Linked DNA regions of Mus musculus: region 2 is linked to region 1. A link is a loop called in an ENCODE intact Hi-C map of the cell type or tissue named here. Cell type or tissue: gastrocnemius. All regions are shown on one strand. Links, peaks and the distances in the headings refer to the core of each region. The heading gives the core; the rest is flanking DNA.

Region 1 (14,932 bases), core at 4,532-12,531:
GCTCTAAGGACACAGCTATCCCCAATTCCACATCCGAGTCAGACAACTGGGCAAAGAGCATCTGTCTGTGCACCACTTTGTCCCCAGGATACAGCAGATGCTCAACAGGGTACCAGAGACACTGTCTGTCTGGAGGCTCTGGCGGAGGTGGAGACTGTCATGCCACTAGCAAGCACGCCAACGACTTTACAGGGTGGTTTGTGAATCAGAGCTTGATTCGCGATTTGGAAAGGCGTCTTGTTACCTGTACAGCTTTAATATTTGAAAGCAGTGTTAGAGGTAGTGAGAATATGATTATGTCTTGCAACATTCCTGTGCATGTCCAATCCAGAGTATGCAGAGGCCAGCTGTGTAGAAGGAGCTGTGCAGTGAAGCTGCTGCGGAAAGACAACATTTGCTGGAGGGGAAACATCTGCAGGGATAATACTTGGCCCACAGCACATCTGTCCAGCCCATTTTCCAAATTGGAAAGTTTCTCAAAAGAGGCAGAGGTAATGACAGGAGAGCGTCACTCTACCAAGAGTGACAGGTAGGGGCTTGGGGTGCAGCTCAGTTAGGATAGGACTCACCCGGTGTGTGAGGTACTGGGTTTAACCCCCAGCATGGCAAAAATGGTGTGGTGGTGCATGCTGGAAATCCCAGCACTCAGGAGGCAGAGGCAAGAAGATGAGTTCAAAGCCACCATCCTTAAGTATATTGTGAGGCTAGCCTAGGCTACATGAGTTTCTGTCTTAAAAATAACAAAATAATAATAAAAAAAAAACCAACAAAATCCTAGAAATAGTAAGTTGAAATAAGGCACAAAAACATCAATGTAAATAGATCTCAGAGTTCTGTGGATATAAGATGTTTATATTCTGCATTTTATGGTTTATAAAAATAATTGTTGAAAACCAAGCTCTGTCAGGGCTGGAGATATTATGTTTTGGTAGTTAAGAACATCCTTTTTTTTTTTTTTTTTTTGAGACAGGGTTTCTGTGTATAGCTCTGGCTGTCCTGGAACTCACTTTGTAGACCAGGCTGGCCTTGAACTCAGAAATCCGCCTGCCTCTGCCTCCTGAGCGCTGGGATTAAAGGCATACGCCACTACGCCCGGCTTTTTTTTTTTTTTAAAGAGATTTATTTATTATATGTAAGTGCACTGTAGCTGTCTTCAGATGCACCAGAAGAGGGCGTCAGATCTCATTACAGATGGTTGTAAACCACCATGTGGTTGCTGGGATTTGAACTCAGGACCTTCAGAAGAGCAGTCAATGCTCTTAACCGCTGAGCCATCTCTCCAGCCCATGAACATCCTATTCTTGCAGAGGACCAGAGTTCAATTCCCAGCACCCACATCAGCTTACACCTGCAACTCCAGCTCTAAGTGATCTGATGACTGCCCTCCCCCAATAAGTAAGAAAGAAAATAGAAAAATGGAAAAGAAAACCAAGGTCGGTGGCACAGGCTGATCTCAGCACTGGGAGGCTGAGGCAGGAAGAACACACTGAAGGATAGCTTGGGCTATAAGGCAAGGTCAGCCTGGGCAACGTAGCAGACCCTTTCTCAAAGGTTCAAAATAAAAAAAGAGCACAGTAAGGAGACACAGAACTTATTTATAGAGCCAGGAAAAAAATAGCACTAACTAGTTTTTTTTTTTTTTTTTTTCTGGGCAACTATCTGTGTACCTCAGGCTGACTTTGAAGCCTGTGGGTAGACATGGACGATCCCGCCTCCATCTCCCAGGTGCTGGAATCCCAGGCTCACACCACCATCCCAGGCTCTGCAATCTATCTTGGCGTATCTTGATTACAGAGAACTCTACCCTTTAAGCAGCAGGCTCAGACAATCGTGAGTTTGCTCTCTAGTGACTTAAGCATGTTATATCGCACGCAGACAGACCCAGATCCCAAAGAGAGGCAACCCATACAGCAAAGCTTGCCCCTCAGTAGAATGATGCATCTTTCCTAACTCACAAGTAGCCCTACACAGGTGTCCCAGCCAGAGCTAAACAGCTTGCTTGGTGTAGTGGCACAGGCTCTGAATCCCAGCACTCAGAGGCAGGCTGATCTCTATGAGTTCAAGGCCAGCTTGGTCTTCATGGTGAGTTCCAGGCCAGCCAGGGCTCAGCAACTGTACAGTGACATTAAGTGCCAGCCTGCATAGACCCTGTGACAGGAGGAGTCTGTTGAGTGTTTCCTACTGTTCTCTGCTGTCTTGCCTGATGCTGATCTAATAAACTCTCTCCTGCCCTTTTGTCTTGGTGAATTCTTTGAGTGTGCCCATCACCAGTCTGTCACTGCCGTTCCTTGTATGGCAGGGAAGAGGCACTACCACATAGGTATGGCATCAAGGCTAGGGAGTGGTGTGAAGAAAAGATTGTCCTGGGCATCGAAAGCCTGAGTCTATTCCAATTCCACCCTCTGCTGAGGCTGTGTGTGTGTGTGTGTGTGTGTGTGTGTGCGCACAGGGCCTGCCTTGAAGTCCTTGGCCACTGGGCTATTGAATGAGGAACTCTTGAGTCAGGAAGTCTAGGGAGGACCTCAGAGGTTGGAGCCACTATGTACAAGAGCTGAAGACAAAGGTACAGGTAGAGCTTAGACCAAGACAGATTCCTGACCCAGGGCTTCTGCCACGGGTTTCTTAGCCAGGCTCCTTCCTGTTCTCTGAACGGACTCCAGGAGTAGCTAGAGAGCCTGTGGGACATGCTACCAGCTGACAAGGCCCAGCTCATGAACAAAAATAGCTATTCAACCCTTACCCTAACTTGCTCTTTTTCCCCCATTAGATAAGGTTTCACTACGTAGCTCTGGTTGGCTTGAAACTTGCAATGTAAGGTTGTGAGCCACCATGTGGTTGCTGGGAATTGAACTCAGGACCTCTAAAAGAGCAGCAGTCAGTGCTCTTAACTCTGAGCTATCTCTCCAGCCCAACCTTGAACTTTTTTTTTTTTTTAAAAGATTTATTTATTATATGTCTAAGAACACTGTAGCTGTCTTCAGACACACAAGAGGATGTCAGATATCATTATGGATGGTTGTGAGCCACCATGTGGTTGCTGGGATTTGAACTCAGGACCTTTTGAAGAGCAGTCAGTGCTCTTAACCGCTGAGCCATCTCTCCAGCCCCTTGAACTTTTAAATCAACATGCAAGAATGTCTCCCCTTCCTGTTTGTCTGGCAACCCCGTGCATGTCCAGGGACCAGAGACATCGGATCCCTTGGAACAAGAGAACTCTGAGCCACCCATTGTGTAGGAGCTGGGAGTCAAGCCTGGGTCCTTCAAGAGAGCAGCCAGTGCTTTTAACCACTGACCTGTCTCTTCAGCCTTTGGGATTTCCCCAGAGCTGTCTGCAGTCCCAGAAAGCAGTCTACCCTTTCCTAAGGGTCTTTTCATCTTAAGAATGCCCCAGGGGCTCTGCTAGCCACCAAGGCTTTCCCACTGATGCAGTGAGGTGTGCGAGGACAGACAGACGCGTGGCCATGGCCTCAAGCACTCTTTGACTTGTCCTACACTGTCCTTAGCCAGGCATCCCCACTGCATAGAGGGAACACAGAGGCCCTTCCATCCCACTCATAGTTCACAGAATGATTTTTGATCATTGTTCTGATCTTTAAAGGTTGCTTTAAGGCAAACAAAAGGCAAAAACTAGTTGATTTGTGCTTGTTTGCTGTGTTCCCCCCACTTTTGAGTTCAAATGTGTACTAAATGTACACAGCACTAATAGTAGCTGTGTGTGTGTGTATGTATGTATATGTGTGTGTGCACACTTGCATTGCTAAGGGTGCCATGTGCTAGTGGAGTGCTTGGTAACTCTCACCCCACATCTCTCTTGCTTATGTTCTGTGTGTGTGCGCACACGCACGTGCCAGTCAGTTCTCTCCTCTGTGGGTTCCAGGGACTGAACTCAAGCCATTAGGCTTGGTGGCAAGCACCCTTACCCACTAGGCAGTATCTTGCTTGGCCCAGTCTCTAATTTTTGTATTGAAGACAGTCTCACTATGTAGGTCAAGCAGGCCTGGGTGTTACTATAAAGATGAGACTGGCCTTGAATTGGTGCCAACCCTCCTGTTACTTCCTGGTGCTGTAGTTTCAGTGTATGCTGACATGCCTAGTTTTCTTTTTTAGTTGAGACAATGTATGGCTGTGTAGGCCAGGCCAGGCCAGCCTCGAACTCAGTCCTTCTGCCTCAGCTTCAATGTTGCTATTGCGGTGTGAGTCATGACATCTGGCCTGCTCACTCTTCCATCTCCCATGGAGTCTGTACTTCACATACAATAAGAGAAACCAGGACTAAGTCGGGGACATCACCAACATGGGGTGGCAAGCATGCAGCCATCACACTCAGGGGAGATGACTAATGAGGCCGGAAGGGTTCAGCAGGTACTGGGCCCTCCTTCAGTCCCCAGGGAAGGCTATGCACGTCTGGAGAGAGGCAGGTGAGCAAGAACGTACAGCCAGCGCCGATTGTGTCCCAGTTTCTTTTTATTTATTTTTTTGTTCTTTTTTTTCCTTTTTTTTTTTTTTTAAGTATGGAGGCTCAAGTAGAAGATGTAGATTTTTTTGTCTGTTTAAGCTTTACAAAAAAAAACCAAAATAAAACAAAAAACTCCTTTTGCATTCCATAAAAATTGACAGAAAAGCACCTGGCCTGAAGAGCAGCCGGTCGCCAGCCCCACCCCACCCCAGCATGGTCTCCTTGGGACAAGGGTCCACCTGTGCAGGACAGTGCTGAGGACATCACTCCTTCCTCCACTGCTGTCCCCTGTCCCCAGCCCTGACTCCAAGCAACTCCCACACACACACGGATCAGATCTCCAGTTTCTTCTCTCACACACCAGTTAGTTCATAAAATTTTTTGTTTTACATTTTTTACACCAATGTAACAAAAAGATGGAGGGAGCGGTGTCAGACAGTGTATCTGTGCCTATAAATGGGCAAGGGAAGGAAGGGGGACAGGCGAACAAAACCACACGGTCTCTATGGAAACGTCGTGGGAAGCAGGCCTTGGAGCCAGAGGAGGGTGGTTATCGGACTTTATTTTGGGGGAGAGATGGCGCTGCGTGGTCGATGCAAACTGTTATGTGACCTGTCAGGGCGGGAAAGGAAGAGGGAAAAGGAGCAGAAAACGAGTTTTCTAAAGAAAGGAACCTAACGAGTGCATGGCGTGTCCGGTTAGCGTGAAGCAGAGGTCTTCAACACTGCTGCTTTCTCTTCAAGGCCTCCACCAGGTCGTTCTTAAGCGCTTCTTGCTTTGATTTGTCTGCAAACGTCTGCACAGACCTGCGGGGGAGGAGAGAAGACATCAGCAGGCACAAGGGTGAGAGCGAGGTGGCCGGGGCCACTGTGGGGTGCCAGGCTGCAGTCTGTCCTGGAGAGCAGGAAGGGGAGCCCAGGCCTGCACCTCAGTACCTTGCTGCCATCATGGACAGAGGTCATCTCTGCCCAGGCTGTGGGTGACCCGGCCTTTAGGTCCATGGATGGCGATGCAGGCCGCAAACTGTTGGGAGCTTTCAGAAACCACGCAGCCTGGGCCTTTGCCCTCACACCTATTGCCCCTTTGCTAGCAGAGAGGTGAAGGCTCTGGATAGTGAGGACCTTTTAATGAAGTATCTACCCCACCCTCTCTACCTGCAGCAGAGGCTGGCTCCTTACCCTGAAAAACCAGGTGTAGCAACCCCTCTTCCCTACCAAATTCGTAGGAACCTGCCTCTGCATGGCTGAGCCATGGGATCAAGACAAGAGCTTCCGCTGCGTGTGAGTGCAGCTGGCTGCAAACCCAGCCTGGCGGTGGAGCCCTGCACGCCTGCATTCTAAAAGGCAGTCGTTGGAGAGGGACACTCTGGGCCTGCTGTTGCCCACTGGGTTGGTAGGGAAGCAGCTAAGGCTTGGAAACTGTTACAATGTACCAAGTGCTTGGCACACACATCTCAGTCCTCAGAAGCCCTCAGGGTGGGTCCTCATTAAGCTGATTTCCAGACCAGGCAAGGAAGCAGAGCTGGAGAGGTCCCGATGGTTCCTTTCACGACACATCGGTTAGTTGAGAGCATACTAAACTATATGCAGCAACTGTTGAGGGCTCATAAGCGGTGGAAGAGGCAGGGCACATGCTCCGGCAAGCGGCTCAAGTTCACAGTGAGAGCTCTATCGGAAGTCCATCCTCCCTGCTGAAGTGGGGGGAGGTGAGGCGGATGGGACAGAGAGAGACGGTGGAAGTGCCTGAGGAGTCTTCAAGATGGTGAGGACAGGACCTGAGCTGAGACGCCACTGATGATGTGTGAGCTGCTGCCACTCAAGGATCCCTTTGTCCTCTCTGGGGCTCAGGATCTCAGGCTAGCCTAACAGTGAGGAATGGCATGCGGGCTCAGGCAGAGCTGGGGTCAGGCCAAGGAGGGGGCACATGTGGCTGACGGGCTGGACTCCCCTCAGGGCACCTCCAGCTGGTCTGCTAGGGATGGCAGGAGTATCCCTTAGAAGGGTTTTCTCCAGTGAGAGGCCTGGAGATGCCATCCAGGCTAGAACTGCAGTCTGCTTTGGACCTGAAGTCAGCACATGGCTCAGACCACTGTGGGAGGGGAGTCCCCAGCTTGGAGCCGCAGTGTAAATCCCAAGGTCCTTGCCTGGGCTGGGCCTTTGGTGTTCAGCCCTGGGGCCTGTGGGTCCTACGAGCCTTGGTTTAAAGCCTCCCCCTGAGATGCTGGCTATATCTGTATCTGTCTTTGTCATAAGCCAAGTCATGGTTGTTGGTCATTGTCAACAAGCAGGATTGTTTCCCTTCCCATCAGCATGGCCTGCTGGGACAGCTGCAGCTCATTAAGGGAGGGTGTGGGCACAGAGGGCCCAGCAGTGGCCAGCCTGGAAGAGTGTTGGCCCGGCTTAGGGGGAGCGCTCAGTCACTCACAGAAAATAAGAGGGAGACCACCTGGGATGTAGCTTGGGGACTGTAAGGTTCTTGGTAGAGGAGGCGGGAGGATCTGGCTGTGCTGTGAGACCTGAGTGAGCGAGCCAGCAGAAGGCAGGGCACACAGCCCTTGCTCCTTGAGCCAGTGGAGTGGGTGCACCTAGCACCCTCTGCTGGAGAGGCGGAGATAGTGCCACGGATTGAGCTTCATCAGGAGCAAGAGCTCAAACCTGGCTTTTGCCCAGAGTGCAGAGCACACACACCACACACGCGTTCACACTACGTGGGGCTGAGACTATGCGTTAATGTGGCTGCCCAGCAGCTGTGAGCAGACACAGGTTAGTGGCAGGGTCTCAGCAGGTTGGTGAGTCCTGTTTAGTGGGGAGGCCTCACGCCCTTCAGACAGGATACCTGGGTCGGCTCAATTATCAGGCTGGATGTAGACCTGGCGCTGGGTCAGCACTTGAGAAAGTTCCCTCTGCAACTGCTTAAACTTGTGGTTGTCGGGGATAGCATCAAGAGATCTACAGAGAGTGTTCAGAGAGGGTGAAGCCACAGCAAGAGAGCAACAGCAATGCCGAACAAGAACCTGGCAGCCGTGGGCAAAGGCAGAGACAGGAGAAGGCCACCACGACACTGGAACTGACTGCACACCACAACCACAGTTGGCAGTGGCCCCGGTCTTTAGGGGTTCACACCCGACCCCACACAGGCTCAGATGTTCCTCGTGTTTTCCTCATTACTGGGAATGGAGGAGTCTGGCCTGGCAGGAGAGGGTGCATTTGGTGCCACAGGACCCAGTGTCAGGCCTGACAGATCAGATACTCAGGACCACTGGGGACCAGGAGGGGCTGTCTTACCTAAATAATGCTGCTGGGTGAACTCACAAGTTACACCCCGCCTTTCTGTTGGGTGCATTAAATTCTGGGCCAGGGAATGACATCAGAAGACTGGGCCCCACAGAGTCACAACAGAGCTGGACTGCAGAGCCCTCCCAACCCTGCTCTCCTAACCCTGTCGGCACCCTGCCTCCCGGATGGGACAAGGCCACCGAGAAAGGAGTGGGGAAAGAGGAAAGAGCTCAGACAGGATCCTGGCCACATGACTCCAAGGCCAGTGCTATCTCAGTCCCTCCTCAGTTACTTCCCCTCTCCCCAGCTGGGTCCTGCCTCCCACTCCCACTCCACTGGAGCCAGAGGCCAGTGAGTCCTGCCTGCTTCTGCAAAACACAGAGCACTAGACAGCGGCAGGAGCTTTCAAATGGAACCTCAGGCCAGGCTGCTCAGCTCTCTTCAGTGTCTTGAGATCTGTGTGGGGGCCTCCCAAACCCAACTCCAAAGGGCCTGGGCACATTCTGTAGCCAGCCCGTGGCCAGCTCCACCATGCAGGTATCAAAGCTTGCTGTGGTCAGTGAGCCCAGAGACCAGACCTGGTAGAGGTCATAGAAAGTGCTGAGCCAATTTCTGAGCCTTTCAAACTGCAACTGTGAAGCCATCCCTGACCTCAGCTCGCTAAGGAGTCTGGGACTGCAGCCCCAGGTTTGGCACATTACCTCAGCCCGTTGACGATGTCCTTTGTTTTTCCAAAGTAGATCTCATTCAGCGTGCTTCGGATTTTGTTTTCCATGTCCTGGGAAGGGAGGTGAGTCAGTGGAGCCAGCCCACAGGAAACAAGGCCCACACCCACCTGCAACCTCTCAGCCTGCAGTCCCTGCCTTGGCCACAGGGTGGAGCTGTGGGGCCACTCCCCTGTGTTGAGAGCCAATGCCAGGCTGCCAGAACCCCACCTATAATTTGTGTTTTGGGTCTTTCTTATCCTTAGGCATGGAGGAAGCCAGCACCTAGGGGCTGATGGCCAATTCTGACCACTGCCGGGAGTGGGTCTAAACCACATCACCAGAGCACTGCCTGGCCACCATCTCTGTGAACAGTTCTGTGAAACCAGAGAACATGTCTCCAGTCCAAACAACACCTCGCTCTTCCAAACGGGACGTGGTGACAGGCGAGACTGCAGCAGCCACAAGTGAAGCTGCTCCAAGGCCCCTGGTGTTCCAACGATCTGTTTGCACCCCGAGTTCATCACTGTTCACACACAGCGATCAGGGGAAACAAGGCCGAGCAGAGGCGCTGGGGTGGGTGGGCCTGGAGCCCGGCTTCACTTGCTTCCAAGTCAGAAGAAAACTCAGAAAACTGTAGGCAGGGCGGGAACGGGAACAGCTGCAGCACAGGGAGGCAGTGGAGAGCAGGCAGGCCTGTGCGGCACTGGGGCAGGGTGAACCTGGACCACTCACCTCCACCAGGCGCCCGATGTTGGCTATGTGTGGGGAACAGTCACTCACAGTTTCGTCTTTCTCCATCTGCAGAGATACATTGTTTAGTCAGAGAAAGCTGCAGCTTCAGAAAGCAGCCTGACACCACCAACTGACCAACACACCTGCCCTCCAGTCCTCTGCCCCAGGTGGCTGACCCTGTGTGTCACGGTCCTCTGGCAGCTGGTGGCTCTGTGGAGCTGTTGTTATAAGGCCACTTTTCTAGCACCAATGACTTAAGTGTTGGGTTGTAAACAGCCTGGCCAGCAGACCTGAAGTCCTACCATTTCTAGGCATGGCCTGCTGATGCCGCTCTGAGGATGGGCCTCCCACCTAGCTCCTAGGGCCACAACAGGGAGGGCAAAGGCCACCCTGGCCATCACTTTGGCCTTGCCTATCTTTACATCACTCCTGCAGCCACAGGTAGAAACTGCTACTCAGATTCGGGTGTGGCCTGGTTTGGCATTGGAATCCTCCCATATCCCATCATTGCCACATCTTGACTGGCTAGCCCAGTAATGGCAGCCATGGACCCTGTCAGCTAACACCTGGCTAGGAGGGACTCCCAGGCCCTATCCAGCATCCCCACCACTCCAAAGTCAGGAGCTAGCGGTGCAGGGGAATGTGAGACTCCTGGGTTATAAGGCACGAGGCCAACAGCCAGCTCAGCGCATGAACGGAGGAGCTGGCAGGGAGATAAGGGGACCTGCTGCTGGGTTCTGGTTTTCCTATGGTGAGCTTTACCTCCCTGACAAGGGTGCAACAGAGAGAAGAGAGCAGCCCACCTTCAGATTCACAGGGAACCAGGAGAGTACTGAGTATTTAGAAGCTAAACATGGGGGCTGAAGGCTCAGTGGTTAGGAACACAGGCTGCTCTTCCAGAGAACTGGGATTCAATTCCTGGAACCCACATGATGGCGTGTAAATGTCAGTAACTTCAATCCCTTCCTCCTGGATGGGACAAGGACTAGTGAAGCCAGGCTGTATGTAGGGGGAATCCCAGGACGCCAGCAGGGCTGAGTGGCCTGTCACTGCATATGGCAGAGTGGCCCAATAGGTTCTAACAGACAGGCACCTGCTTATACTACAGTTAGCGCTGGACCACTGGGGAACAGTGGGGTGATCATTTAGCACCGTGCTGTAAGCTGAGAATCTAGTTAAGAGTAATAGGCTGGACCCAAGGGCCTCCCAGAGCCACATGACTCTGCAGAACAGAGTTCTGGTACTGGCAAGGGATTTGACTAAGAGCTGCTGAAAGGAGGTGGTGATGCAGGCCTGTGAGAGCCATCGGTACCTTGGTCCCCGAGTCTAGCTCCTGAACTTTGCCGGGCATCCTTTGGCTAGAGGGTCTCCGGAAGTCTTAGACTGTGAAGACACACAGCTGGGGAGCACACCTCAGAGAAAGGACAGGGCTTCTCACCCAAAGGAGTTCTTAGAAACCAACATCCCACATGGACCCCGTGTCCAGCTTCAAGACTGCTCAGAGCTGCTCCAGTGGGGGGTTCTGATCAGTGACCTGCACCCCTCCAGATCAGACTCTCTCAGTCCTCTACTTTATGCAGAGGGAGATTCTTGCCTCTACATGGGAAGGGATGAAGGCTTTGAGGTCTCTCAAGGGCCATTTTAGTGAGTGGTGGCAGCCTGGGGTGAGCACAGCTTGAGGGGTGAAGGGCTCTTCCCACCAGGCAGGTGAGAGCGACTCAGTGCCTCGCCACATGCTTGTGCTTCTGAATCAAGAGCCACCTTCCAGCAGGGAAAGGCCGGAATCCTAGACCCTCAAAGGAATAGTGTGTGTGTGTGTGTGTGTGTGTGTGTGTGTGTGTGTGTGTGTGTAAGGGGGGGGGGTGGACTCCTCAGGAGCACACAGCGGTCCTCAAAGCTCAAGCTCCCAGCTCACGCGGGCAGTTTCCGTAGCCCCCTTGCCGTCCCCACGGCAGGCCTCCGTCCTCCCACACCTGGCTGGGGTCAGCTCGCTGGCAGCGCTGGCCCACCAAAGCCAGAACTGTTTTTGCAGTGCATATATCATTACACCCTCGTAAAAGAAGCTGCCAGAAGGAAAACATTTTGATGTTCTGTGGCGGCACAGATGTTCCCCACGGTGGTTCCTACGGAGTCTGGAGTCGGGGACCAGCTCGCCTGTCTCCATCAAGACTCTTTCCTCTCTCTGGCTGAGATGGGGAAGAGGCAAGCAAAGCAAGGGCTTGAATGTGGCAGCTGTGGGCCTCAAGGGGGGGCAGACGGTTTCCCACTGCCACAAGTGTCTTTCCTCGCCGGCCAGCAGCGAGGTGGCTGCTTCGAGCTCATGCCCAGGTGCAAAGGGCCCTGCTCACCTTGGCATCTATGTCCTTGCCTGTGCTGCATGCTAAGCTAATGAACATACACGCGATGCCAGCGCATGCTTAGCAGCACACAGCCCTTGTTAAAGCATGCACTGTGCCCAAGTATGCCCAGCTTGCGCCATCGACGCGAGGCTGTCAGGCCAGGATTAACCTTGCCACCTAGCCAGATACAGTGCTCACACAGCGCCCACCCTAGGAAGGAGGAGTGCCCGACTGAGCTGGACCTGAGGAGGCCTCTTGGGCTAAGGAGAGAATCAGATTAGCATGGAGTCGATAGAGCACACAGAACTTTAGAAAGCGTAAGGTCTGGGGCTGGAGAGATGGCTCAGTGGTTAAGGGCATTAACTGCTCTTCCGAAGGTCCTGAGTTCAAATCCCAACAACCACATGGTGGCTCACAACCATCCGTAATGAGATCTGACGCCCTCTTCTGGAGTGTCTGAAGACAGCTACAGTGTACTTAGATATAATAGTAAATAAATTAAAAAAAAAACATTAAAGAAAAAAAGCATAAAGTCTGTCTGCTCACATGGCCATGGAAGGACAGGGCTACAGCCTGGACCACGTTCTGGAGGAGTCTGAAGGCAGCTTTCCTTTTTTTCTTTTCTTTTGGTTTTTCAAGACAGGGTTTCTCTGTGTAGCCTTGGCTGTCCTCAAACTTAGAAATCTGCCTGTCTCTGCCTCCCAAGTGCTGGGATTAAAGGCGTGTGCCACTAGGCCCAGCTTGACAGTTTTCCTTGAGACAACCTCACTGGGGGTGGGGTGGATATTAGATATGTCTGCCAGGAGAGCCAAGGAAAAACCACAACTCAGGGTTCTCAGGTTCTGGGAAGGATCCAGTTCGACCTCTTCCGCCCTCTGGCGGCCCAGCGCCCCTGCCTTCCACAGCCAGGGCAGGCCTGTGGGTGGTGGTCTCATGTCAGCTTTTCCTGAGCCAGGTCATCTTAGATACAGCATGGAGATGGCACCATCCTGACCACCCCAGACACCTCAGCCCTACGCTAAAGGTCTGCCCCAGCCTTCATTCCCACTACCTGCAAGTAAAGGCCACGAGTTTGTCTTCTTTCAGAAAATATCTTGCATGGCCTAACTGCCAAGCCCAGGTCAGGGAGGCCTTTCCCGTCAGGAACCATGGCAAAGACCAGCTGGCGGCTGGGCTTTTCCTGAAGACCCAGGGGTGCTGTGGCTGCTGGGGGAGGTCTTCTTGCAAATGGCCAGCAAGCCCAATCTCCTCACTCCATCACCTCATCACCCCACCTTTGTGTCTAAATATTTAGAGTCTGAAAAGAAAATGAAGCGAACATCTGTAGCCCTGCCCCGGATGGGAGTCTTTGGATCTCTTTCCAGAGATTTACGATCAGCCTCATTCCCACGTCTCTGCAGTCACAGGCGAGGTGACCTCTCTAGGCAGCTTCCTCTTCCTAGCTAGGACTTGGCTTGCTGCTCATTTTCATTTGCTCCCAGCCTTCCCACTGGGGCCTCAGTGGCAGCCTGCCAGGGGCACCTTCTGCCACCCCCTCACGTGTGGAAGCTGGAATGAGCTCCCCAGAAGGCCTCGCTGCTGTTCCCATCACCTCCAGAAGACTATCTCCCATCTAGCGGATGTCCCCAAGAGACAGCTCTGAGTGGAGGCAACAAAAGGAAACAGTAAAGGGGAAGACAATGCTCTCAGGAGGGTGTCCTGAGCAGCTGGGGCCATTTATCACCATGACAGGTGCCACCAAGAAGGGTTCTCAACTCCCTCAATGTATTCTCAGAAGCCATATAAGGAAAACAGGACAAGAAGCAAACCAAACCTGCACTACTGCTGGGACGGGGCCCCTGAGAACAGCCCCTGGCCTTCTGTCCATGGGGCCTGGGAAACTGGGAACTGAGCAAAGGCCCTGGGGTCAGGCTGGGGAAGAACAGCACTGGGGACATGCGGACCTGCTCATCCTTGATGAGGCATGCTCCTCACAGTTGGACAGCATGGTGTGCAGGTCAGTGCTGGGCACCATGGGCCTGGTGAGAATGTCCTTCCTGATACCGTCGAGTGAGGATGGGTGACAGAAGAAGGAAACCCTTTGCCTACCGATTGCCAAAACTGTGTTGCGTGTGTGTGATCACTCCCAAGTTGATGTCACCCAAACTCTGACCCAGAGAGTGTATGGAAGAAAGGGCACTGTATTAGACACATGTGGGTTCAAATCCCGGATCTGGTACTCTGGTTCTAGTCAGTTGTGTAATGGCACGAGAGGGCCTCAGTTCCCTCATCAATTAAATGGCAACTGTCTAGAATCTACTCAACAGAGAGGGCCATGCAGCTATGTCTGCTTGCTGTATGCTCATCCACACAACCTTCCTGGAACCCTAGTCACCCATCCAAAGCAACCACAGAAAAATGTCCAGGTCATATGGGACTCAGGGTAGAGTCGCTCACCCCCGCTGCCCTGGCTGCTCAGGGGTTTGCTTTGTTAGCGTCCATCTGTCCATCTGTGGCGCCTCCTCTTTAGAGCTGCTCACACGGAGGTGAGCCTCAGCATTAACTAACACACCATGGATGAATTACGGCCCTGGCCCTAAGGATGATGACAGCAGCACGGATTTCCGCAGGAAAGCCCCGAGAGAGAGCACAAGACGGCAGAGCAGAGGCAATGCAGACAAGGTGCACTGAGGGCAGCCACTCAGCAGGCTGAGTTTAGCTTGGCAGGGCTACTGAGGACGGCACTACTGAGCCAGATGCTGGCCATGGGCTGGCAGCCCTGACTTAAAACTATTAGGAAGACGGACGACTAAATCTGTGCGTGGGTCAGTGTACTCTGGGTATGATTACAGACAGTTTCCAGCAGTAAGAAGGGTGGGAAGTAGCCTCCGGATGGACTTAGGGGTTCCCGCCCATTCACTGGGTAGCAGGGAGAAGTGGGGGCAGGCTGTGGTGAAGCTGGCTACTCAGGGACTTGGCTGGCCTGCCTATGTCAAGGGCCTGAGACACTGAGGGTACATGCCCACATGGCAGGATGCGTTCTGAGACAGCCCTGTCTAGAGGACCTGGGCTCCCTGTGGCATCTAACCCTGACAATGGCACAGGCCGTGCACAGAAGACTCTAAGGCTCCAGTGGAAGCCCAGATGTGCCCCAGATGTGCAGGCTGGCACTGGCCTTACTGCCTTTGCACTGCTGTTTTTCAACTGCATGTAGGTTCCTGTGTAGCTTGTAGAACACAACATACCTAAGAAAGAATTATAAACCCAAAACTTTTCTGCCATGTGCTTCTCTTAGGAGTTATCAAAAATAAAATTATCTTGGGTGGTCTGGGTACTGTGAAATGAGCCTTTTAGGCAAGTCCTCTATCACTGCACCTCATCCCCGTCCCCAGCACAATGATCTTGTTGAGAAGAGTCTTCTGAACCAGACATTCAAGAAAAGGA
Region 2 (14,932 bases), core at 3,402-11,401, 75 kb after region 1:
TTCCCAAGAGTTTTGGAGACAGAAATTATCATCGTGCCTCCCTCATCTTCTTTAATCCACAAAGCTCAGAGAAAAATCCCCACCCTGTCTCCCTTTTGAATCATGAGTCAAACCTGGTTCTCGTGACTGTGTGGACCAAAGGATGCTGCAGTGTCCCACCTTCCCTTGTCCATGCTAATGCCCAGTGTCCCCACTACTCTGCACATGACCCTGCCTGGTGACTTCCCAATGTGCCAACAAGCTGTCACCTGACCACCATGTTTCCTAGGGAGGCTTTGCAGCAATGGGTACTCAATGATTTCCACCAACTTTGCTATTTCGTCTTCCTCCCAGTTCTTTTGCTTTGGTCATGGACGTTCTGACCCTGGTGGCCATTTGGTCACCTGTTCCCATCTCCCACAAGACCTGGGGTGCTTATCACCATGCTCTGGCTCTGGTTGACATTTCTGGACTGGTTGCTGGCTACCTAGTCCTGGACTACCCTGGCATTCCAGGAAACAAGGGTTAAAGGCAGCAGAGGCCATGGGACGTAGAAAGAGACCACTGGCCATTGCCCCATGCTGCCTGCCTGACTGCCAGCTTCCATCTGGCTCCCATATGACCCAAGCAGCTGGCCAGGTGCTTTTCATTTGCAGATGAAACCCCGGGCGGCTCTGTGGCCACAGAAACGCCTGACCTCAGAGTCTCTTGGAGTCTGACATGCACAAACCATACTTGTGTGTCACTGAGCAGGGCTAAAAGGTCACACTCCACAGTTGGAAGCCTGAGGGCTACAAGAACAAAGTGGGACCTCTTGGACATTCTGATGACAGCCAGCAAAGAAGGCACTAGGACTGGGGCTAAGAAACAGTGACACTGCCCTTCATGCCTGTCTCAATCAAAAATTGCCTCTGTGTTGTATGCCAGCATGCTCATGGAGAAGCTAGTCTTTTCCAAATGTCCAACAGCCGCATAGTACAAAAGAGAAAAACTGGAGTCCTAAAGAAAGCATAGCTGAGCTGCTGTGAGGATGGCTCAGTGGGGAGGCCTCATGCTGCTAAGCCTGACTGACATGATTGGAGCCCCAGGACCTACAAGGTAGAAGAGTCAACTTCTATCCACTGTCCTCTGACCTCCACATGTCAGTTATGCATACACATACTTTTGTAAAAGGCACACTATACGTCCATGACTATGTCATCCCATAGGAAGAGTTGCAGATGGCATTTTCAGCTGGGCACTGCATGGGTGAGCTCATTCAACCTGTCTAAGTTATAAAAGATCTTGTAGCAGCACTTCCATCTCAAAGGTGAGGTGGAGCCGGGCGTGGTGGCACACACCTTTAATCCCAGCACTTGGGAGGCAGAGGCAGGCGGATTTCTGAGTTCGAGGTCAGCCTGGTCTACAGAGTGAGTTCCTGGACAGCCAGGGCTATACAGAGAAACCCTGTCTCAAAACACCCCCCAAAAAATTCAAAGGTGAGGTGGCTGTGATCCTAAAAACTTGCCAAACTATATACAGTTAGGACTTGGGGGGCTGGGATGGACACTCAACCCAGAATTACATTAACTACCCTGCCCTACTATCTGCAACTGTTCTTTAGTAAAAGCAGTATACACACACAAACAGAGAGAGAGAGAGAGAGAAACACCTTACAATACATGCCTTGCCCAGGCTGTGGCTTGAGGCAGGGTTAATCTTTGTGGTACACTGCTAAGTCTGTAACTTCTCTACAACTGTAACAGCAGGGCGTGACCATGACATTCATCTTTTGAGTCCTTAACAAGCATGCAGCTCTGCCACTGGCATTCAGGCCAGTTGGTCATGAGGCCAGGGCAGGTCTGCTAAGACTCCCATATTACTTAACTCAGTTCCTCCCCTTGAGCACACAGTGGGAAGCCACGGCTGAACCTCAGTGGCCCAGGAGGATTAGGGGCAGATGGGCACACTGGTGTGGCTCCTGGGACACCGTTCACCATGGCATCCTTTCCAGGGAGTCCCAAATATGAGTCTTTACAACAGATACCACCTCTGGGTCCAGCCCAGGAGATACTGAAAATACAGTGTGTCAAAGGGACAGAGGTTGGGGACCTGCTTGGAGTCACAAGGCCTGTCAAAGCCTGAACCCATGAGATTCAAATGAGGCTTGCCCAACACCCAGGACCAAGCTCCATCATGAGCCGGCTGCTCGTGCATGCGAGCTGCAGGGGAAGACAGGCAGGACAGGAGGAAAGGGTGCAATTTCTCACCCACTCACCCCACAGAGTCACAACTCTCTCCAACCATGCCGGAACAAGCCAGTGCAACACACGCATGCACACGCATGCACGAGCGTACACACTTCCCTCTCTTTTTAATATTTTTCCTTCTTTTTTAAGAGATTTATTTACGTGTATGTATATGAGTGTTTTGCCTGGTACTGGAGGTCATAAGAAGGCAGTAGATTCCCTGGAACTGGAGTTAGAAGCAGTTGTGAGCCCAAGGCCTCACTGAACTAGGCAATGGATCTGCCCAAGTTAGACAAGGCTGGGCTATGTAGCCCAGGCTACCCTGGAACTTGTGTGCCTCATGTCCTCAGTCTCCAGAGCGCTGGGATTCTAATCATGCTCTAACCCCCCCCCCCCAGCTCTGCATTTGTTTTATTGTGGTCGGAAAGCCTAAAGCATCTCCCTCTTAGCAGGGACGTGTATCCAATACACTACTGCTGCCTGTGGGCACAGCTACAGCACAACACCAAGGCCTTTCCACCTGCTCAATTCCAGTCTCATCTAGGCAGGAGTGAGATGGGGCCACTGGTCCCAGCTCTTTCCAACTGGACAAAAATTCAATCCCAGCAAAGCCCAGAAGAGGAAAGGCAATGCCGTAACTACAGGTGGCAACCTTAACAACTGAGAGACAATGTCCCTGTGCAAAACGATACCAGTGCACCTGCAAGCAGGCACCTTAACAGACGGATGCTAAGCCACATGGAAACCAGACTGGTGAGATGGCTCGGCTGGTAAGAGTACTCACTAGCCTGAACACCTACCCCGGGTCCCTGGAACCTGCAATGGAAGGAGAGAACTGCTTCCCCCAACTTGTCTTCTGACCACAAGCCAGCACACATGGCATGTGACTGTACTCACACGAAGGGCAAGGGCAGGAAACCAAACATGAGCATCCTGGCCTCTTCCCTCTGGGGCGCATCCATGAGACAGAACTGTTGACCTTTGACATTCCCTTACCGTTCACCGTGGGGTCCCTTAGTGTGTGGCTCTGCAGTAAGCACATGATGCCAACTAAGTGTGCTACGCAGTGCGTTTGCAGGAGCTGAATGCAAAGGGCCCTAGGGCTGCTCCTTGGCAGTGCAGGCGAAGAAGAGCCCATGGAAACCATCATTGAGGAGAACTTTGCCCAGACAAGAAAACAGAATCCACAAGGGCAAAGGCTGGCACAGGAGTCCTGGGAAGGAAGGCCCTGACTCACATCCCTTCACACTTTTGAGACTGGTGTTCAGACTGCTATTTGAAAATCTTGTGTCCCTAAAGAAGGGAACGGCAGCGCGAGGAGAGCATCTACGCTGCAGACTCGAGTAAAGCGCTTGTTTTGGACAGGCCCCAGTGACATGACCGCCGAGGTTTGCCTCTGAAATGGCAGAAAGATGTTTATTATTGGTAAGAATCGTCTCTGCTGTTACATGACTCATTCCTGCCTGCGGGGCTGCTCTCATCTGTAGCCAAGGAGAAACTGCTGAATTACCAAGCTTGCAAAAGTTATCACTGACCAATACATACTCAACACTGCTGGACCATCGGCCTCGGGGAGGGCTGTGGCTGGTCTCTTATTACCACCAGCTGTTTCTGCTTTGCTGAAAGGCCTGAGGGATACCATCCAACTCAGCATGCTAGATGGTGGAGGGGGGCTGTTCAAATACCCAGGATTTGTTGGGGTTTCAGTCCCAGGGACAGGACTCAGGGGTGCTGGGGCCGAGGGCAGAAGCAGGAGAGGCAGAGAAAGGAAGGACGTATGGAGGCCAGCAGGAGAAACCACAGGCAGACCTCATACAAGCCTCCCCGAGGGAAGCTGAGCACTCCCGTAACTGATGAATGCAGAGGCTTCTGGGATGGAGCTCAAAGAGGGAGGCAAATGCAGAATTGTGACACCACCCAGGTGTGCAGGCCCTCAGTGGCCAGGCCCCCAACAGGCTTGGGTCTGCTTTCCATGAGTGTAGCTCAATGGCGGCCCTGGGACAGAGGGCCGCTCAATGACAAGGCTGAGGCTTGGGGGCAGACACTAGGTCTCCAGACCATCTCATTCCTGTGGTTCTCATCTCTGATGACTGGAAAGGGCCATCTCCTCAACACATATATACTAAAAACAAACCTGAAATTGATCACCCTCAACTGAGCAGTTCTACTGCAAACATCAGAGGATATTTATTAAGCATTTACTGTGTGCCAGTAATAGCACTAGGAAACATCTGAATTATTAGTCCAATTATTTTGTTAGTTTTCTCCATCTCCAATCCCTTGGCCAGGGGCCATGGTCATCTCCTGATGGAACCACACCTGACCCAGCCTTCCTACTTCCATACATCTTGGCCAGAGTAAGCTTCCCAAGACTCAAAGTTGGCCCTCAGTGCCGATGAGCTTCAAGGGCCCCTTGGAAAAAGAAAAACCTGCCCGGGGTCTCAGGGGACTAGGAGGGCCTGCCCACCTCACTGTCTGCCTGGGAGTCCCTCAGTGAGCTCTTTCCTGTGCTGCATGCCATATTCCTTCTGCCTAGGCAGCAGTTCCCACAGCTGAGGCCTAGAGCTCATCCCATGCCCTGTGCACAGTGCCACCTGAGCCCTTGCTGAGCCCAGGCAGTGCTTAGATGGCGTACAGTGCCCCAAGAAGCTGAGCACTCTGCACAACATCACAGCACAAAGGAAAGATGGACACTTGGTAACAGGACGGAGTGCTGGATTCCCCAGACAAGGGAAGGGAACTGAAGGCCCAGAGGGTCCCAAGCTGCAGAGAATCGTGGGCGAGAGGACAGGAACCCAAGTCAAACTGTGAGTCCAACTGAGAGGCAGGTAATGCTCCTGTAAGGTGCCCATCCAAGAGAAAAGCAAAGGGACTGAGGGGGCACAGAGCTCAGCGTGAGATGCATGCCTGCGGTCATGAGGCTTTCTCTGCATTTGGTGGGAGGGAGGAAAGTGGCCCGGGTATACTGAAAACACGGGAGGAACATCTAGTACTTAATGAAGCATTCAACACCAACAAGAGAATTGGTTTGTATTTTTCCCACCTATACAACTTGCCCTGGAATCCTAACTTCCTTGCTTGGAAGATACTCAGATGGACTCTGTGCTGGCCATGACAGTGTCCCTGGAATGTTGGTCTGCCAGCGCTGGGTCCAAAATAATTAGGACCCAGATGAGCATACGGCTGCTGCTGTTGTCATTCATCAAGGTGAATGACATCACTCAGAATGACCATTAGCTCTGAAGCCTGCACCGGCAGCAGGGGCGGAGTGCTAAGGTGGGAGAATGGGCATGGTCACCAGGAGAGGGAGACACCATGTGTGGCCCCCGTGAAATATGAAAGAAGGCTAGAGGCAACAACTTGCCAGCCTCTTTCTTATCACCAAAGATATCAACCACACTAGAGAGTTCTCTTCCAGGAGAAGGATCCGAATTCACCCCTGCCAAAACAGGTAAGGAGCAGCCAGATGTGGCCACAGCTGCCATTGAGGCATCTTTGCACTGAGAACTACTACTATATGATGTCACTAGTGTTGCTCATTTCACCATGTATGGATGTATACACAGATGTCAGAGGGGAACTCGGGGCGTCAGGCTCTCCTCCCACCCTTACATGGAATCTCCAAATCTTCAGGTGGCCAGACCTGCTCAGCAAGTGCCTCTACCCACTGACTCATCTTTGCAGCCCCAAATGCGTGATAAAAACAAAACAGCACAACACAATGCAACATGAACTCTTTGGATATTACTAAAACCCTCAGGAGAAGCCCAGATGTAAACTCAAAGCACTGCCAGCTGTTCTACTGGGAACTTAAAAACAAAAACAAACAACCCCAAACCACCAGCTCTCTGGTTTCCTGCAGAGCCTGGCATGCAGAAACAGCTTTCCAACAACAGTGGCTCATAGCTCAGTGGCAGAGTGCCTGCTAAGGAAGGGGGTGTGGGGGACGGGACCCCAGTCTTGGGTTCTTTATCACAGGTACCCAATGGAGAAGTCCACGCCCACAGGCAGGCTGCAAAACCACCCTCCTCCAGGAAGACTCTTAACAGAGTTCATTTCAGACCGGCCGTCTCGCCACGTGACACCGTCAGACTGTTCCACTTGGTTGATGCATGTGGTCTATTTGGGGAAAGGAAAGAGAGGAATCTGTGGCCAGAACCACTCAGATCCTGGGAATCCATGAGCCAATACAAAACCACAAAGATCATACTGAGAGAGGGAAAGAGGCTGACGTGGAGTCTCAGCACGGTTTCAGCAAGGGGCATGTGTCACCCCTCCTCCAGGTCACGGGACAGACACTGAGGCCAGCCACACTCACGTCAACAGGACCTTCTGCAGAATTTCCAGCAGCACTCAGCACAAGCACCAGGCCTGACACTGCTCCGGGGAGACTGAGGGATGGGTGGGCCCAAGAGCTAGACAGGTACTACGCCTGGCTTTCTAACCCACGCATCCCAGCTACGCAGGGGGCTCATCAGAAAAGCAGCCATTCTAGCCAAGTCTTGTTGGAACTAAAGCATGGTAGGAGACTCTTGGAAAACAAAGGGGATGAGAACCACTCTCAAAAAGAGGGCACTGCGTGCCACTTGTGGACTTTTTATTTAATTTCCTGAGGTTTCTGGCTAATTAGGCCCTCAGCCATACTGAAATGGATTAAATTTCAACTGAATTAAAAAAAATGGTTGAAAGTGGAAGATATCAGGGATATCACAGAGGACTCTGGGGACTGCAGAGGGCCCACAGCACTTGCCTTTACCCCTGCTAATGAGGCAGCCCGAATTCCCCATCCAGTGGCACGCAGAGGGGGCCGTGTAGCTCACTATCCGCACTCTCTACCATCCACATTTGAAGCAAACAACACACATGGCTCAACGGTGGGAAAAACACTCACTACAGCCAGTAAGTACGGGAGATTAAAGTACATCTTGCCAAACAAAAGTGAGGAAGTGTCCACTGCTTACGGAGCCAGCGGCTGCAAGACATTCCTGGTGTGGACAAGAAGGCAGCAGACTGACACACGGCTGGGGTATTATGAACTGACATGACACAAAAGCCACCTGACGTGACGGCATTAAGAGTTGTGAAAGGGGACTGGCAAGGTGGCTCAGTGGTTAGGAGTACTTGCTGTTCTTGTAGAGAACTAGGGTTCAGTTCCCAGCACCCACCCGGCAGCTCAACTGCCTGTTAACTCCAGTTCCAGGGGCTCCTGTGCATCCACATATCGCACATATCTACCTGCAGACAGTACATCCACATATCGCACATATCTACCTGCAGACAGTCCCTCTGACAGCGGGAGGGAAGGGGGATGGTGCCTTCCCACTTAAACCTTTATATGCTGCTTACAAACAATCAGTACTGCTTTTGCCGGAGAAACTGAGATTACAGTATTTTAAGAGAAAATGAGAAACCCACTTTGAAATAGTTCTTAAACTTCCTCCTGTTGTCCTCAGTCTCCCAGCCCCTCTCTGACAATTCCTAAGGTGTAAAAGTTCTACTCTACAAAAGGTGAAGGGTTGAGGGAAGAAATGGCACCTCCTGGACTGTTAGCTGGGTTGAGCACCAGCCGGGGCTGTGTGGACATCAGCAAAGGAGGAGTCCTGTTCCCACCGAGGGAAGGCCTACAGTGCCCTTATATCTCTATTTGTACCTCCAGGCCTGCATCTGCGTGTTATCTATTGTCTCGTCTCGCTGGTCTACAGGAACCAACTACTCATCTCGGAGCGCAGTGGGGCCAGGCATTTCGCTTTCTCTTCAGAGCCTCACCAGGAAAGTTAGCCCCATTGTGAGCCCCACTGCAAGGCTGTGCTCCCGAAGGCACTGCTTGCTTTCTCCTGCAGCCACTCCTGGCAGGGGTCCTGGCATGGCGTGGCATGGCATCCACGGGACCTGCTAGAAGGAGGAACTGAAACTTCACGGCTCAGAGAGGGCAAGACCCTTGCACAAAGTCACCTGCCAGTAGGGAGAGGTGGCAGGGTCAACTTTCTAACTCTGAGCCAGCAATGCAGTCTCACAGTAGATGAACGCCTTTGGGACAGGCAGGCAACCAGAGAATACTGACAGAGCCGGTTCTACCTCTTCTCTCTCCCCACCCACTGCTATTCCCTAGAGCTGCTGGCAGAAGCCCGGCTCTCCCAGCCTCTGCTGAGCAGCGCCCCCAAAGGGCACTGCAATGGAAGCTTAGGGAGATGCCTAGAGAGGGAGGGCTAGTGCAGACAGACACCTGCCTGTCATCCCTAAATCCTAAACCAGAAGAACCATCGCCTGCCTCCAACTTCAGCAGACATAACAAAAGCAAGCCTTGAACTTCACTTTTAAAGCCTGCATTGCAGATGTGTTTTTCAACTGGCCACTGCAGTTGCATAGACAGACTTAACAGGGGATGGGCCTTGCACTAACTGGCAAGCTAGGAAGGACTCTGAACGCTACAATTAACCAGGAGCATAATGATAAGCAAATTACTTAACCTCCCTGAATCTCAATTTTCTCATCAATAAATTAGAATAATAGCACCTCGCTGGGATGGATGTGTGGAAACTGAATTACTGTACTCAAACAAACGAACACTCTTACTTCCTATCTGCCACTACTCTAGGCACAACACACGGGGCAATCAATAAGCAAGACTATGACCACTGGTCCTACTAAGGGCACAGCCATTAAAATGATACAAGAAAGGAGACTTTTAAAAGCCCTCATAGTCCAGTACTGCCATTACATTACACACAGGAGCCCGAGACCTGAGGAGGGTGACTCTTTCTGACTCTCCAACATGGCACTTACCCGGGGCCTTCCCAAGGAGGCAAGTTACAAGTGTACTAGGCTAACCGTCTATACTGGGGGGAAAGTGCTTGTTTCATCTACTTTAAAACAACTAAAAACAGACCCAGTTTACTGGACCCAGTGGTCTGTGCCTGTAGCCTCAGCTACTAACAGGATGAAGCAGGAGAGCCACCGTCACAAACACGGTGAGACTTGCTTCTCAACAGAACAAATAGCAAGTGAGCCTGGCGGGATGAGAAAGGAGGGACTGGCAGGCAAGCACTACAAAAAAGTTCTTGTCTCAACCTAAATAAGCAGAATGATGATATCCTTCATGCTTGGCCTGCGATTACTCTTAACAAAGGTTGATTTTTTTATGTGTATGAGTGTTCTGGTTAAATGTATGTCTATGCACATATGTGCAGTGCCCAAAAGGGCCAGAAGAGAGTACAAGCACCTCTGAAACTGTAAGACGGGAGTTATAAGCCCCCATGTGGTTGCTGGGAATCCAACCTGGATCCTCTGGAAGAGCAGCCGGGGCTCTTAACTACTAAATCATCTCTCTAGCACCAGGGGTGTGCTTTCTTAAAAATTAGTAAGCAAACCAAGTTCCTTTATATGTAAACTCTTATGTCAAAACTCTCTCCTCCGATCCCACCAAGGCCAGCACAGTGTCAGCTCCACCTGCAGTCTGTCCAGCAAAGGCCAGGTTACACAGAACCCAATTCAGGGAGGGAGCCCTGCTGCCATGAACAGCAGTCTCCAAGACCAAGGCCACACCCATCCTGGGGGGTGATGAAGAAAGATTCGGAATGATTTTAGCAGAAATGCTTGAGAAGACAAATCTTAGCCTGCCTTGGATTTTAAACAGAATTCCCAGGGTACAACTATGAGCACCAATTCACTGTTCTTAGGAGGTGGAAGCCGGGAAATTCAGGGGTTCAAGGTCCCGCTCCACTGTATCTTGAGTTTGAGGGCAGCTCCTGAGATGCTGAAAGCTAAAAGGAGACCCTTCTCTCCTGTCTGGCAGCGGCAGCAGCAGTGGCAAGAGCTTTTTCTGTGGCCAGAATAACAAATCTTGCTTCTGGACTTCCCAGCCTCCAGAACTGAGAGGAGGCTTCTGTTGTTTATGAGTTATCCAGTCTAAGGGATTTTGCTACAGCAGCCCAAACCGACTAGAATGGTGTGCCCGGAACTGCAGAGCACACACATAAAGCAGGGCGGTATGCACAGCACACACACATACAGCAGGGCAGTGTGCACAGCACACACACACACAGCAGGGCGGTATGCACAGCACACACACACAGCAGGGCGGTATGCACAGCACACACACACAGCAGGGCGGTATGCACAGCACACACACACATACAGCAGAGTGGTGTACATAGCACACACACACACACACACAGCAGGGTGGTATGCACAGCACACACACACAGCAGGGCAGTGTGCACAGCACACACACACACACACACACACACAGCAGGGCGGTATGCACAGCACACACACACACACACACACACACACACACACACAGCAGGGCGGTATGCACAGCACACACACACAGCAGGGCGATATGCACAGCACACACACACAGCAGGGCGGTATGCACAGCACACACACACATACAGCAGAGTGGTGTACATAGCACACACACACACACACACAGCAGGGTGGTATGCACAGCACACACACACACAGCAGGGCAGTGTGCACAGCACACACATACACACAGCAGGGCGGTATGCACAGCACACACACACACACACACACACACACACACACACACACAGCAGGGCGGTGTGCACAGCACACACATACAGCAGGACAGTATGGTCCAAGCTAGTTTCCTGTTGTGTTTCTGAACTGCTTGTGAGGTAGAAGCCACTTCTGGATCCAACCAGAGCCAAATGTGAGGAAAACAAAACACCGACTTCCTCTGCTCCTGGAATTCAGCTCTCCCTGTCCGGGAACCTCAAGCCATCACCACAGGGAAGAGCAGATACCATTTACTGAGCACTTACTATGTCTCAGTAATGTGACCCATGCTCCCTCATTACTGACACTGTAGGCCTGACTACATGCTAGGTAAAACACAGGCATTCCCTGCTTCATCTCATCTGACTGGCTGTAATGGGGAGGAAGCGGTCCAGGGCACTGAGCCCAAAGATGCAAAACTCAAAAGAAAAGGGGCAGGATTTAAATTCAGACAGCATGGCTTGAGAGCCAAGGCTCACACAGTCAAGAACAGCTTGTTGCTAAGGCAGAGAAAACACTAGCCACACCCATTCAGACCTGGGGATGTGTGGAGGAAAACATCAGATATGAAGACAGATCTGTGCTCCTGGGCCCCAGTGGGAAGGAGGAAGGGGCCTAGAGGTGGGTCTTGACTCCCTCAGCTTCACCCCACCAGCTGCAGGCTTCCTGAAGGGGATCACTGAGAGCCATGTGGGAGTAAGAGTGCACACACACAGCCTGAGTTCCTACTTCCTTTCTGAGCAAATAAGCTCACTGCATACAGAGGTCAGAGTCCCGTGCTCCCTCACCACCAGAGTGCCCTCCAAGGAAACAAGGTGACCAGAGGGACCCACTAAATGAATGACATCTTGCAACTCTGGAGCCTGGAGGGACTCCAGTGCTCTTATCTCCAAGATGCAGAATGAGATGTGGCATAGAGGGGGATGCTTCGACCTCACATGTGGCACATGTGGACTTCAGGGTCCTCGCACAGTGCCCTTGTTACCTGACTGTTTCTGGGGATACTATCCAGAAGACGGGGCCTGAGGGAGTGTCATGGTAGGAATGGTGAGTAAGTGGCCTTGCCTGGCACTGCTTTTCTTCTGTACAGTAAATCTAACAGGGGCAGCATCATACTGGCCCTTTTATGGATGAGTCTGGTTTAGGAAGAAGGGAAAGCAGATTTAAAGAAAGACATTAGATGGTGATAAAAGGGCACACAAGCCCAGAAAGTATCGAACTGGAGGCTGGCCAAGCAGAAAAACACATCCCTAACACATTTAGTGTGCTCCAGCAGCAGGCTAAAGCAAAACCAAAACGAGAAATGAGAAACCACAGAGGGGCTGAGCCTTTCACCCTGCCAGAGTAACAGGACACTGGACAGACATGCCCTGCCCCCTCCCTTCCCCAAACTTAGCTAGCAATGATCTTCACACCTTAAACATGCTCAGACCCAAACGCCCAACACCACTTATCAGCCAACTCAGTGGAACCATTTCTGAGTCCTAATTGCCCTGACTGTGGCCCCAAGGCACCGTGGCGAAGGCCCCCTCCAGTGAGCAGCAGAGCTTGCTGGAAGCCGGCCATCCAGCCCCTTGCCTAAGTGACAGATGACATAGCCCCTTTCTAACCTGCTACATGCTTTCTTTACCTCCCATACAGTGAGACCACAAGTTCTCCTTAAACCTCCTGGTTCAGAGAGCCCAAATCACCAGGACTCTTTTGGTTTGAAACACACTTTGGGTCCATGAACCACCCCTCATTATGCTCCCCACATCTGTTTGCACACCCATATCAGACACTAGGATGGAGCCTGAATCCACGGGGTAGGGGACAGCAGAGCACCAGGAGCCTTCCTAACCACCCACTCTGCCCCATCAAGAATGGAGCCTTCATCTAAAACCATCCTGGACACCCGGGGCCTCAGCACTCCCAGAGGAGCCAGACCAGCTCAGAGTTGGAAGCACACACCTCTCAAGGCGAGGAGAAAGCGGTCCTGCACTCACTCACTGGAAAACGTCCAGTACTTCCGGGGATTAGGCTTCTCCTCCAAACACAAGATGAAATGCGTGGAAGAGCAGAGCAGTGGGTTCAGGCCTGCAACCCATGCTCGGGAGGCTGAGAGAGAAAGAATTCTAGGACAGCCTGAGCTACAGAAGCAAGTCTCAAAACAACTGGGCGGGAGCGATGGCTCTCTTGTTAAGGGCACTTGCTGCCTTGCAGGGGCCCGATGCCCTCTTCTGACCTCCAACGGTACCTGCATGCAGGTGGTGCACTTTTGTACACTGAGACCCTAGACATTCAAGATAAATAAAAAGAAATCCTGCAGGTTAAAAAAAAAAAAAAGACCCTTTAAAACAAACAAAACAATGGCCAGTGAGATGGCTCAGCAGGTAAAGACGCTTGCCACCAAGCCTGATATCCTAAGGGCCATGACCTCTGGACTCAATTGAGAGAGAGAGAGAGAGAGAGAGAGAGAGAGAGAGTGTGTGTGTGTATGTGTGTGTTGGGGGTGGGGGCACATGACTGACTCTTGCCAGCTGTCCTCCATCTCATTACATCTCTACATGTGTGCTATGCCCAGCCCATATGACATAAATTTGTAAAACAAAACAAAACAAACAAACAAAAAAACTTTAAACAAAACACATGGAAAAATCTTTAAATCTTATTTGAGTCAGGGTCTTGCTACGTAGACCAGGCTAGCCTCAAACCTGGGGTTGCTGCCTCCAAGGGCTGAGACTAGATAAAGCATGCATTATCACACGTGGGTTCCAATCCTATTTTTAAAGCTGCACTGTAACTATCCCCCCTGGAAGATGTGCATAAGCCAGGCTTCCAGACACATGCTGTGAACAGAGTCTTACAATGAGGAGAAGCTGGTAACATTCTTATTGGGCACTCGGTACAGACAAGGTCTGGCTATGTGGCCCTGGCTGGTGCTGCGATTACAGGTGGTGCCACCACATGTAGCTTTGTTTTTTTTTTGTTTCCACGTTGGGGCTCATGAAGCCCAAGCTACTCACCATGTAGCTAAGGATGGTCTTGAACCCCTACTGCTCCGCTGCTTAATCTACTGGGTGCCAGGGTTAGCTCCAGGCACCACCACAGTTGCTTTGAGACTTATTTTTAACTCTCCAAAATCAGTACAGTTGGTCCTTTGGTATCCAAGAGGGTTGGGTACTGAACCACCCACCTCCCCACCTGCGGTGATCTGAATGAGAAGTAGCCCCCACAGGCTCATGTACTGAACACTTGGTCCCTGGCTGGCGGTACTGTCTGGGGAGGCTGTGAAACTCTAAGAAGGTGCAGCCTTGCTGGAGAAGGCATGTCACTGTGGGGCCAGCTTTGACAGTTTATAGCTCTCCTGACTGGTTGTTCACATTCTGCTTCCTGTGTGAATAAAGATGCATCCTGCCCGCTCTCTGCTCCCCAACACTGTGGGCCCCCAACCCAAATAAATGTTCCTTAAGTTGCTTTTGTGCAAAGCATGATCTAAGCAGACTAGTCACATATATACATCCAACAGGCGCCGCAGGCACAGACCCCGCATGTCCACTCTCATTTTTATTTTTGTTTGGTTTTTGGTTTTCAAGACAGAGTTTCTCTGTGTAGCCCTGCTGTCCTGGAGCTCACTATGGAGATCAGGCTGGCCCTGAACTTGGATTTTGTTTTGTTTGTAAAATGTGTATGTCTGTGCATGTGTTCTCCAATACTCGTGGAGGCCAGAAGAGGGCGTCAGATCCTTTGAAGCTGGAGTTAAAGGCATTCGGAGTCACCCAGTGTGGACTTGAGATCTGAACTCCATCTGACCCCCTCTGGTAGAGCAGTAAGTGCTCTTAATCACTGAGCCCCTCGTCCTGGCTTTTGTTTGACTTTTCTTATGACAAGTTCTTGTGTAGCCCAGTCCAGTCTTGAACTTGATATATAACTAAGGCTGGCCCTGAACTCCAGAGCCCCTGCCTCTACCTCCTGAGTACTGGGATTATAGATGTGCACCACCTCACCTGGCCCCCACCTGGACAGTTTATATCAACTCTAGATTGCTTATAATACTTACTGTAACAAAAATTACATGTAAATGGTTATTGCATTATTTAGGAAATAATGACAAGAGAGAGAAAGAGAGACAGAGAGACAGAGAGAGAGTTTGTTAGTTCTACGTCCCTGCTGTAGCATCTGCTGTAAACAAATGGCCCCTCTCATAGCTTCTGTGGGGTATT

The links. Hi-C counts contacts between places; a loop is a spot of excess contacts. Peaks named below come from ENCODE experiments on the same cell type or tissue, not always from the same donor. Only the 100,000 strongest peaks of a DNase experiment are listed, where the experiment ranks them.
Region 2: it touches region 1 in a loop (2.3-fold over the local background); 2 of 42 quality-filtered maps call a loop at or near these places.

Annotation. Positions count from the first base shown.
Region 1 is chr4:139,281,333-139,296,264 of GRCm38, reverse strand. It overlaps Capzb (capping protein (actin filament) muscle Z-line, beta), which reads right to left. Exons shown (of 9, transcript NM_009798.4): 7 at 9,171-9,236; 8 at 8,433-8,509; 9 at 4,445-5,262. The coding sequence ends at 5,175. It also overlaps a transcript of Slc66a1 not described here. Among named protein-coding and RNA genes, the nearest start is that of Slc66a1, 22 kb to the left of the region's middle. In gastrocnemius, for the core only: CTCF peaks have their summits at 7,055 (motif pointing left) and 8,585 (motif pointing right); DNase peaks (open chromatin) are centred at 7,029 and 8,603; H3K4me3 peaks cover 680 bases; H3K27ac peaks cover 6,260 bases.
Region 2 is chr4:139,205,565-139,220,496 of GRCm38, reverse strand. All of the region lies in intron 1 of Capzb (capping protein (actin filament) muscle Z-line, beta), which reads right to left. Among named protein-coding and RNA genes, the nearest start is that of Capzb, 20 kb to the right of the region's middle. In gastrocnemius, for the core only: CTCF peaks have their summits at 8,356 and 9,662; no DNase peak of the experiment used is centred there; H3K4me3 peaks cover 4,631 bases; H3K27ac peaks cover 7,888 bases.